2 separate regions of the Homo sapiens genome follow, and region 2 is linked to region 1. The links are chromatin loops, found by intact Hi-C in ENCODE. Cell type or tissue: PC-3. All regions are shown on one strand. Region 1 holds the start of MARCHF4 (membrane associated ring-CH-type finger 4). Region 2 has its middle 28 kb from the start of LINC01963.

The links. Hi-C counts contacts between places; a loop is a spot of excess contacts. Peaks named below come from ENCODE experiments on the same cell type or tissue, not always from the same donor. Only the 100,000 strongest peaks of a DNase experiment are listed, where the experiment ranks them.
Region 2: a loop joins it to region 1, with 2.4 times the contacts of the local background. A loop is called at or near these places in 1 of 110 quality-filtered maps.

Annotation. Positions count from the first base shown.
Region 1 is chr2:216,371,191-216,376,190 of GRCh38, forward strand. MARCHF4 (membrane associated ring-CH-type finger 4) reads right to left here and starts at 1,293. Exons shown (of 4, transcript NM_020814.3): 1 at 1-1,293. In PC-3, no CTCF peak of the experiment used is centred here; DNase peaks (open chromatin) are centred at 1,181, 1,691, 2,001 and 2,511; H3K4me3 peaks cover 2,334 bases; H3K27ac peaks cover 1,387 bases.
Region 2 is chr2:216,242,679-216,247,678 of GRCh38, forward strand. No RefSeq gene overlaps it. Among named protein-coding and RNA genes, the nearest start is that of LINC01963, 28 kb to the left of the region's middle. In PC-3, no CTCF peak of the experiment used is centred here; no DNase peak of the experiment used is centred here.

The sequences.
Region 1 (5,000 bases):
GGTGAGAGGGCAGTGGAGCAGAGAATAGGGGTAGAGGAGAGGGGCGTGTGGGAGAGAACAGGAGAAAGGAGTGGTTACATTATCTCAGCCCCCAGCCCACCCCTGCTGCAGTCGGCAAATCCGTGGCGCCCTCCCCTCGGTTCCATCAAAGGTCCCTTCGGTCGAGGGGCAAGAGCCGAGAGAAGGGCAGGTCCGGGCGGGCGAGTGGCCTCGCCTTCTCCTCCTCTTCCTCCTCTGGGTCGCGGTCGCCCTCCTCCTCCGGCTCCGGGTCGGCCCGCGCCCGCAGCTGCTGCTGCGGCGGCGGAGGCGACTGCTGCTCGGCGTCCGGGTGTCTCCGGGGCGGGGGCTGCTCCGGCTCGTCCTCTGGCTGCTGCCCGCCGTCCGGCGCGGTCGCGACTCCGGCCTTCATGATCCTCCTCCTCCTCCCCCTTCCCTGGGGGCCAGCCCTGAGCCCCCGCGCCCGGGCAGCGCTGCCATGCAACCAGAGGCGAGGCCGGCGTGGGGGTGGGGGCGGCTGGGGAGTGAGGAGGGGGAGTAATAAAAAATGAAATAATACTAGTGGAATAATTCGGTTCTCAGGCAAGAGTGCTTCTGGAGGGTGGGGGCGGAGGAGGGCGGCTGCCGGGTCTGCTCGGCAGCTCTGCCCCCGCTACCCCCACCAAGGGCGGCCTCGGCCCGCTCTCTGCCCCCCCACCCCGCCCCTTCCTCCTCTCCACCGCCTCTGGCTGGCTAGGCTCGCTGTTGCTACCTCTCCTCGCAGATGCAACGAGGTAAGGCTTGTTTGCGGTGCCAGCTGAAGGTGGGGAGGGGGGAGCGAAGCAGTGTGGCCGAGGTGGGAGGCAGCCGGCACTTGGCTCCAGCTTGGTCCTCGCGACTCCCCAAAACCGTATATAAATATATCTCTTATAAAAGCCGAGAGGAAGCAAATCAGATTCCAGGCTGCTGCCAGGTGTTGTCTCGTCTTCCGCCGTTGCTCAGCACCCGCCGCTGCCCCCACTGGCTCGATTCCCAAAGGGGTGGTGCTGGAAGGGAGGTGGCGGGGCGGCGAGCTGACCGTCCGAGAACTGGAAACAAGGTTCTTGCAGCGAGGGAGGCTCTCGGCTATCTCCGCCGCCGGCGCCGCGGCCGCCGCTGCTGCATTCAGCACCCCGGGCGAGTGGACAGCTCCCACCCAGACCCCGCGCGTCACGCTCGTGGGGGCCTGACGCAGACGCCGCGGAGGGATGGAGGAGGGAAAGGGGATGAGAGGAAAAGAAGCTGGAGGGAGAGGGAGCAAGAGGAGGAGAGAACTGTGCGAGGGAAGGGGATGGGGAGGGACCAAGGGAAAGGGAGGTAACCAGGAGAGGGAGGGATTTAGGAAGGGAAGGAGGAGGGAGCGAAGTGAAGAGTAAAAGAAAGAAGGAGAAAGGCCACGGGGAGGGAGGGGAGCGATTCAGGCACTAACTCTTGCATTTCACCTCAGCAGGAACGTGTCGGTGTGGAAGGTCTGGTTGTAGACTCTCTGCCCACTGTCCACTATCACAGCTCCTCTCATTGCACATACAAGACACAGACACCTGTCAACCAGAGACCGTTTCTCTGTTCACATAAACATTTAAAGTAGATCTCAGTCTGCAAGCTTTCGAGGAGATAAAGTTTTGTGACTTCCACAATGAAGCTGGGACTTGATGGAGATTAAATTCCTCATGACTAAGGAAATGCTTGAGACATGAGACATGAGAAGGAAATGTTTCATTGAGGCTTGAGACATGAGAAGGAAATGCTTCAAATTTTCAAACAGGGAGGAGGTTGCTAGTACCATTTTTTTGTCAGCTTCTTCGCCTAGAATTTAAGCTCCAATTGACAGAGATAATTTTTTTAATTCATTTGATCCCGTGTGCCTAAGTCAGAGATGGCATCTAGTAAATGTTCAATGCATATTTGTTGAATGGCTTGTGGCCACCATCACCACAGTCATCATTACTATAAGTCACAGTGCTCTTTCAATTGTGAGTCATAAGAATCCAGAGCAATATTTCAGCTTCGTCTTCACCAACATCCCCAGCCTCCTCCCTATTCAAGCCTTTCACTGAGCCGCTGACAAGAGGTAATTTGAAATGGATTTTAATTTCCTCTCCTATTTCTGCTACTGACTCATGTCACCCTACCCTATTTTTCTCAAGGAGTTTCTTGAGCAGCAAAGTGCCCCTAAATGTGAAGAGCAAGAAAAAGAAGGAAACTTAAAGTGGTCTATATAAAACCTCAGTGTTTGCAGCTGTAGACTTTGGTCACTGAAAACTTAGGATTGCTTTTTTTGCCTTTCCTTATAAACCTCTCTCCCCCACCCCGCTCTCTCTCTCTCTCTCTCTCTCTCACACACACACACACACACACACACACACCCCTCTAGGGCCATAGAGAAGATATGCCAGTGATTCATCCAAACAGCCATGGTAATGCCTTTACAAATATTGGAGCCATAGACAGAGTAGCATGCAAAATTTCTGCAGCAAAATATCATTGGAACGAAGTTCAGTCCAATGAGTCATAAGAAAACTACCCCTTTGCTGCCATCTCTATGAAATGATTCATTCCTACAAGCTCTAAGGAGAAAGGACCTACATCTCAGTCTTGGTTAACCCAGCATGGCTACTTGTCTGAATCATGCCCCAGGACTCACCATGGATGCTGAGACCCAGCCCAAGGTGCTCATTTAAAGATGATACTAATATTTTTAATAACTACAAAATAATATTTATTGATTAATATCAGCACAAATACTGTGCAGCAACAAAAAACCTCTTTATTTCAAAAATTCTATTTGTTCTTCAAGAAAATATTTTGTGTTCCACATCACTCTGTATCTGTTTCTGGTATTGCAGAAATCATAGTCTATATAATAATTATCTCACCATACATTCATCTCCCTTTGTCTGACTCAGAGCTTCTTTAAGGCTGGGATCAGTATCTATATTTGTATCACCAGCACATAATGCAGCACCTGAAGTTAAGTAGGTGTTCAAGAAAATGGACTCTGAATAAATAAGTGGCTTTTTTATTTCAGTGAAGCTACCATATTTCTCCCCTTCAGCCTGGACACATACATGTGAGTGCTCCCACATATGACTGAATATCTGCTTTACCTAAAATTGAGTTTTAGGGTTTTGTGCTCATTAAATTCTAGCTCCAAGTGTGTTGTGCAAGTAAATTAGGGCAGGAGATAGAAATGCCATATGAGACCTATATCCAGAGTCATAGAAATGGATGATGTCCGGCCAGGCATGGTGGCTCATGCCTGTAATCCCAACACTTTGGGAGGCTGAGGCGGGTGGATCATCTGAGGTTGGGAGTTGAAGACCACCCTGACTAACATGGAGAAACCCCGTCTCTACTAAAAATACAAAATTAGCCAGGTGTGGTGGCACATGCCTGTAATCCCAGCTACTCGGGAGGCTGAGGTAGAAGAATCGCTTGAACCTGGGAGGTGGAGGTTGCCGTGAGCCAACATTGCACCATTGCACTCCAGCCTGGGCAACAAGAGGGAAACTCTGTCAAAAAAAAAAAAAAAAAAAAGAAAGAGGAAAAGAAAGAGAAAGAAAGAAAGAAAGAAAGAAAGAAAGAAAGAAAGAAAGAAAGAAAGGGATGATGTCCATAACAAGACTGCCTTTCCCAACCCTTCCACTGAAAGTGAAAAGATTTCTAGAAACAGAGAACTGCTAAGGACAGGAAGCAACAACAGGACTGCCTTTAGAAAGATTGAGAAGTGGCCGGGCGTGGTGGCTAACACCTGTAATCCCAGCACTTTGGGAGGCCTAGGCAGGTGGATTGCCAGAGGTCAGGAGATCGAGACTGGCCTGGCCAACATGGTGAAACCCCGTCTCTACTAAAAATATTAAAAATTAGCCAGGCATGGTGGTGTGCACCTGTAATCCCAGCTACTCAGGAGGCTGAGGCAGGGGAATTGCTTGAACCAGGGAGGTGCAGGTTGCAATGAGCTGAGATTGCACCACTGTACTCCAGCCTGGGTGACAGAGTGAGACTCCGTCTCAAAAAAAAAAAAAAAAAAAAAAAAGATTGAGAAGCCTAAGAGGCCTGTTTTGAATATAATGTAAATCTTGTAAAACACTTCACTGAGTTAGATTCTTCTTACTAACTGCCTAATCATGAGCCCAAAAGTAAAATCCCCATTATTGTCTAATGAGTTCCAGAGTAAAAACAACCATAAAGACCATATTAAATCAATGGGTTCCTATTTAGACATTCAAAAAATATTTACTGAACACCCATCATCGGTAAGGCATTGAATTGTGTTGAAAGATGTGGGGAGCACAAACTGGTTGGAATTGCATCCTCAAGGGTCTAGTACTATAAATATGTATGTAGTCATAATATAAAGCATAAAATAGTAAGTGTTACAAAAGCATACAAAGTTTGGGGAGTGTTCAAAATAGGGAGATAATGCTTACAGCTTGGCAGCAATTAGGAGAGGTGGGAAGAGGGGGGAGGTGGAGATAGTTGCCACAGCTCTGGGAAAGCTTTGAAAGCCTTTTTCAAGAAGTGACATTTGAACTGAGTTAAAATATGTGGAATTTAGAGGAGGGAGGCATATTCCTGGCAGTGGGAGCGCTGAATACTTTAGCTTTTCCATTAGGCTGTGGTGGAAGGTACTCAAAGGTAAGTAGCTAGAGGAAATGTCAGAAAGGTAGGCTGGAGCCAGATTCCAGAAGACCCTGGATGTCGCTCTGGGAGAAGATTTATTCATTGACCAGGTACTTGTTTTAATGGTTTTAAAGATTTGGAGCTGAAAGTGAAGGGCAAAAATAAACTTTATCTCTGAGCAGGTTAATTAACTGGATGGGATTTCATTGCTAACAGGTGGGAAGCAATCAATATTTTTCATTTCACGCCAGAAAGTTCTCAGCTCCTTAATAGATTTATTCTTTTAAACGAGGTTGTTTTCAGATATATTTCATTACATACAGGGATGCTGAGGTCATAAGAATTAGAAGAGGAATAGAGGA
Region 2 (5,000 bases), 130 kb before region 1:
TGGGGATTCCTGCTCCAACCAGGCAGAGTTACATTCATGCCTGCCTGAGATAAGCCTGGGTTGGCAGCAAGTGCTGATGTGTTTTTGCAGAGCAAGATGTTTGGGACAGGTGCTTTTTTCCCTTGACAATATATCGGGGTATATTTTTTACCTAATGAAACTCTAACAGGAATGAGTTATGAGTTTCATCAACACACAGAGCAGAATTCAGAGATTTGAATACAATGGAACTGTCCCTGAGAGAGGTACAGCTGGTTTGCATCTGACCGCTTGCATTTACTCATTCATTCCTTCACTTATCCATCCTTCCATTCATCCATCCCTCTCTTCCTCTCCGTTTCCACCACCACTGATCTAGTCCACTCCACAGCACATCACTCCAAATGCTTGCTGGGGCCTCCTCTCCGGGCTGCCTTCCTCTGAGCCCTCCTCCACATGCCTCCAGAGCCTATTTTCCAAGCCCAAACCTGCTACACTTTCCTGATGTTAGCCTTTTAATGTCCCTCCACTGCTCACACGCAATGCCCACCATAGCCAAGCTTCTGCCAACCGGCCACAACCTGCTGCATTGTCCCCCCCTATCACTCCATTCATGCAGAATTACTTCCAGGTCCATTAAGGAGCTACATGGACTCATGCTTTGGTGTGTTTTCTAATGCAGGTCCCTCACCCTGGAATGTTTCCTTTTTGTCTTCTCTCACATTTTCTCACCTATATGCCCACTGATATATACTTAAGTATAAAGACCAAGTGTAGTGGCCATGAAAGTGTGCCACTCAGACCACTTGCTGCAGAAAGCATAACTGTCAGTGCCTCCAGTTGTTGCCCTTCTGGTTTTGCTGCCATGTTCACATGAAGGCCATGGTGCCAGTGGGCTGCTCCCAGCCAATGACTGAGTACAACAGGGTACTAAGGCAGCCCCATCCAACAAGACATGAGATTCCTCCAGGAGGAGACTTTGGCTTAAGAGTTCTCCGTTGGTCTAGCCAAATCTTACCTGGAACTGCTCCTCTGCAAACTGAGACTTCGCCAACCCTATCCTCCTTTACCCCTCTCTTCCTTGATAGGAATCAGGCCTGCATTATGGTCTGAAGGCTCTTCCTGCCTTCTGCTCCCTCCCTCAATGAATCTCTTGTATGTAACCCTCTGTCTTAGTCCATTTTGTGCTGCTATAACAAATTACCACAGGCTGGGTAATTTATAAAGAACAGAAATTTATTTTCTTACAGTTCTGGAGCATGGGAAGTCCAAGATCTAGGTACCAACATCTGGTAAGGGCCTTCTTGTCACACCATAACATGGCAGAAAGCATCACATGGGTGAGAGATGGGAGGGTGAAGTCATCTTTTTAATAAGGAACACACTCCTGAGATAACAAGCCCAAGATAATGGCATTAATCCAGTCACGAGGGCAGTGCCCCAATGACCCAAACCCTTCCCTTTAGGTCCCACATCCCAACACCACTTTGGCATTGAGATCAAGTTTGCAACACATGAACTTTGGAGGACACATTCAAACCATAGCACCCTCTCTTTGCATCTGCTTTTCTGTGAACCTGAACTAATGTACAAAGTTAACATCACTTATTTCTTAAAAACCTTCTTAACCTCCCTCAAGTAGAATTGAACTCTCTTTCACACTGTCCCCTCTACCTTCATGTACTTTCATGATTATACCAATGGTTCTTTACGGTAATTATCTGCTTATATGGCTGTCCCTGTCACCCAGACTGCAGACTCCATGAGGCCAAGGAGTTTACTGTCTTATTTGTCTTACTAACATCACTGCCTAGTACAATGCCTGTTATATTCAGATGCACCATAAATGTTTATGAAATGGATGAATAATTGATCTATTTATTCATTTATCAGTTCTCATCACCCTGGACTATGTGTCAGGTACTGAGAATAGGGAGATTAATGAACCAGAATCCCTGACTTTAATATACTCTTAGGCTGATCAGTGGGATTAGCATGCAGATAATGACATTAAAAGTGAGAATGGAATAGCTTCTTTCAAAATGGTATAAGCAAAATGAAATAAGAAACCAGAGGAAGGTATAATTGCTCTCACTGGGAATGGAGGATGGAGGAGGAATCAGCGAAGGCTTCCTAGAGACAGCATTTGGATTGGGCCATGTGGGATCTGTAAGATTTATACAAGGGGTGTAGGACACAAAGGGCCTTCCAGGCCAGAGAAACTACGTAAACAAGGGCACCAAAGTGTGTTGTGACGAGGGCCATTTTGTTAATTTCTGTCATGAAAATTTTCAAATACACACACAAAAAAGAAGGTAATGCGTTTGTTTTACCTTCTTGTTTTGTTGTTTTAGCTAAATAAGGCTTTATTTATTTATTTATTTATTTTTGAGACAAAGTCTCGCTCTGTTGCCCAGGCTGCAGTGCACTGGCTCAATCTCAGCTCACTGTGACCTCCACCTCCCAGGTTCAAGTGATTCTCCTGCCTCAGCCTCCCGAGTAGCTGGGATTATAGGCACCTACCACCACACCTGGTTAATTTTTGTATTTTTAGTAGAGACAGGTTTCACTATGTTGGTCAGGCTGGTCTTGAACTCCTGACCTCAAGCAATCCACCCGCCTCAGCCTCCCAAAGTGCTGGGATTACAGGGGCTTTATTTATTTGATGTTTGTTTACTCTGTCTGATTCTCTAGGGTCTCCATCTGCCTTGGAACTCAGAAAGCAGCCTTCACCTTGTTTGTTTCAGTAGCTCCATATTGTCAATCTCCTTGACTGACTTTCCCAAGTCACATCTGGCAGGCTCTGTGACCAGGACTGATGTCTGTGAGGCTTCAGGCATTTGGCTGGACAAGCAGAAACCTTCAGCGAATATCCTCAGTCAGTCCCTGGGCAGAGGACTGACTGGCCCCTGAGGACTGGAACCTGGAGTGGGCACAGGGCATCATACACTTTGTCTGCCATCATCTTCTGTTGGAAGGAAAACCCTGGCCTAGGAAGGATTTGGAAGGTGGGAGAAAGACTTAGGGGAGAGAAGGAAAAGAACCAACTGCCTGCAGTCTGGATGATCCTGCTTCTGTGCTTGCCAGCCTTGCTTGCAGCTTCTATTGGGCACAGAGGGAGCTGGGCTAGCAGGCAGCCACTCTCAAAGATGGCTGGCTGCATCTGTGTGCGGTGCCTCTCAGCCAAGCGGACTCCTCTCAACTGCGTGCCGGCAGCAAAAACTCCAGATCTCTGGTCGCTCCAAAGGCTGTTCTAGAAAAACCTCTGGTCTGGAGGACCAAGGCCTAACTAAAGGTAGGGGAGGCCACTCCTGCTGTCCAACCCAAGGTCTCTTCCCTGCCCCTGCCCTTCATTAAATTACCAAATAAAGTCTGAAGTGCAGATTTCCTTGCTCTCAAACTTTCCTTATCACAGAACCATAGAAACACAGGCAGTGGGAAGCCTCAGGAGTCCTCTACCCCAAACCCTTTAGGGCCCACCCTGCTGCAAGTTCTCAGGAAAGATGACCCAGGACTTTATCCAAGTACAAGGTACCTATTTTCTAAAAAAGATTTTACTCATTGTTGTTGTTGTTTGAGACAGAGTCTTGCTCTGTCGCCCAGGCTGGAGTGCAGTGGCACAATCTCAGCTCACTTCAGCCTCCGCCTTCCAGGTTCAAGCAATTCTTGTGCCTCAGCCTCCTGAGTAGCTGGGATTACAGGTGTGCGTCACCACACCTGGCTACTGTTTGTATTTTCAGTAGAGATGGGGTTTCTCCAAGTTGGCCAGGCTGGTCTTGAACTCCTGACCTCAGATGATCCACCTGCCTTGGCCTCCCAAAGTGCTGGGATTACAGGCGTGAGCCACCACACCCGGCCTACTCATTGTTTTTAATAGTTACTTAATATTCTACTGCATATATGCACCATAATTTAAAACATTACACAAATATCACATGAATTCATTTTTATAATTAAAATGCAAACAATATAAGCAGAGAGAAAGTTCCCCCTTCATATTCCTCAACCACATCCTCTCCCCGCAAAAATCGCTCTAATCAGTTTGGTAGTATCACTCCATATTCTTTTGGATGTGGCATCTTAAAATATGAGATGAAGGTGTGGTTTTGTTGTGGTGGTTTTTCTCCAAGTATGTGATCATTATGCATCTTGTCCTGCAGATTTCAGTTTTCAATTAACGATATGATTTTGAGAACTTTCCCTGTCAGTCCTTCCATGCCTATGACATTCTCTGATGCTGATGGTATTGCATGGTTTCAATATCTCATACTGCATCACTCCCATGTGACAGACATTTAGGTTCTTTCCAATTTGTCTCATTATTACACTCATATTGCTCTCATTTCCCAAGCTCTTTGCAAATGCAACATCTGCTACTCTCGCTCTAGGAGAGTTCCAAAGAAATGGAATCCCTGGGTTGAAGGACATGTATATTTAAAATTCAGTAGAATACTACCAAATAGCCCTCGAAAACAGCCTACTAATTTATCCTCCTACCCTCAGGGTGGGGCAGATGCCCCCAGCTGGCCTACCCAGCATCCAGTCCCATCTCCTTTTCCCTTGGTGCATTCCATAGTAGTAGCTGGTAAATAAATAAAAAAGGGTAAATAATCACTTTCCTAGCCCACCCCTCCAGCAGCTAAGTGTGGCTATAAGACACATTTTTGGCCACAATGCTACACATGGAAGCATCTAGGAGCAGAAACATAGTTCTTTACCTTTTCAGTTTTTTTGTTTGTTTGTTTTTTGAGACAGAGTTTTGCTCATGTTGCCCAGGCTGGAGTGCAATGGCGTGATTTTGGCTCACTGCCACCTCCACCTCCCGGGTTCAGGTGATTCTTCTGCCTCAGCCTCCTGAGTAGTTGGGATTACAGGAGCATGCCACCATGCCTGGCTAATTTTTTTTTTTTTTTTTTGTAATTTTAGTAGAGACAGGGTTTCACCATATTGGCCAGGCTGGTCTTGAACTCCTGACCTCCGGTGATACACCTGCCTCAGGCTCCCAAAGCGCTGGGATTACA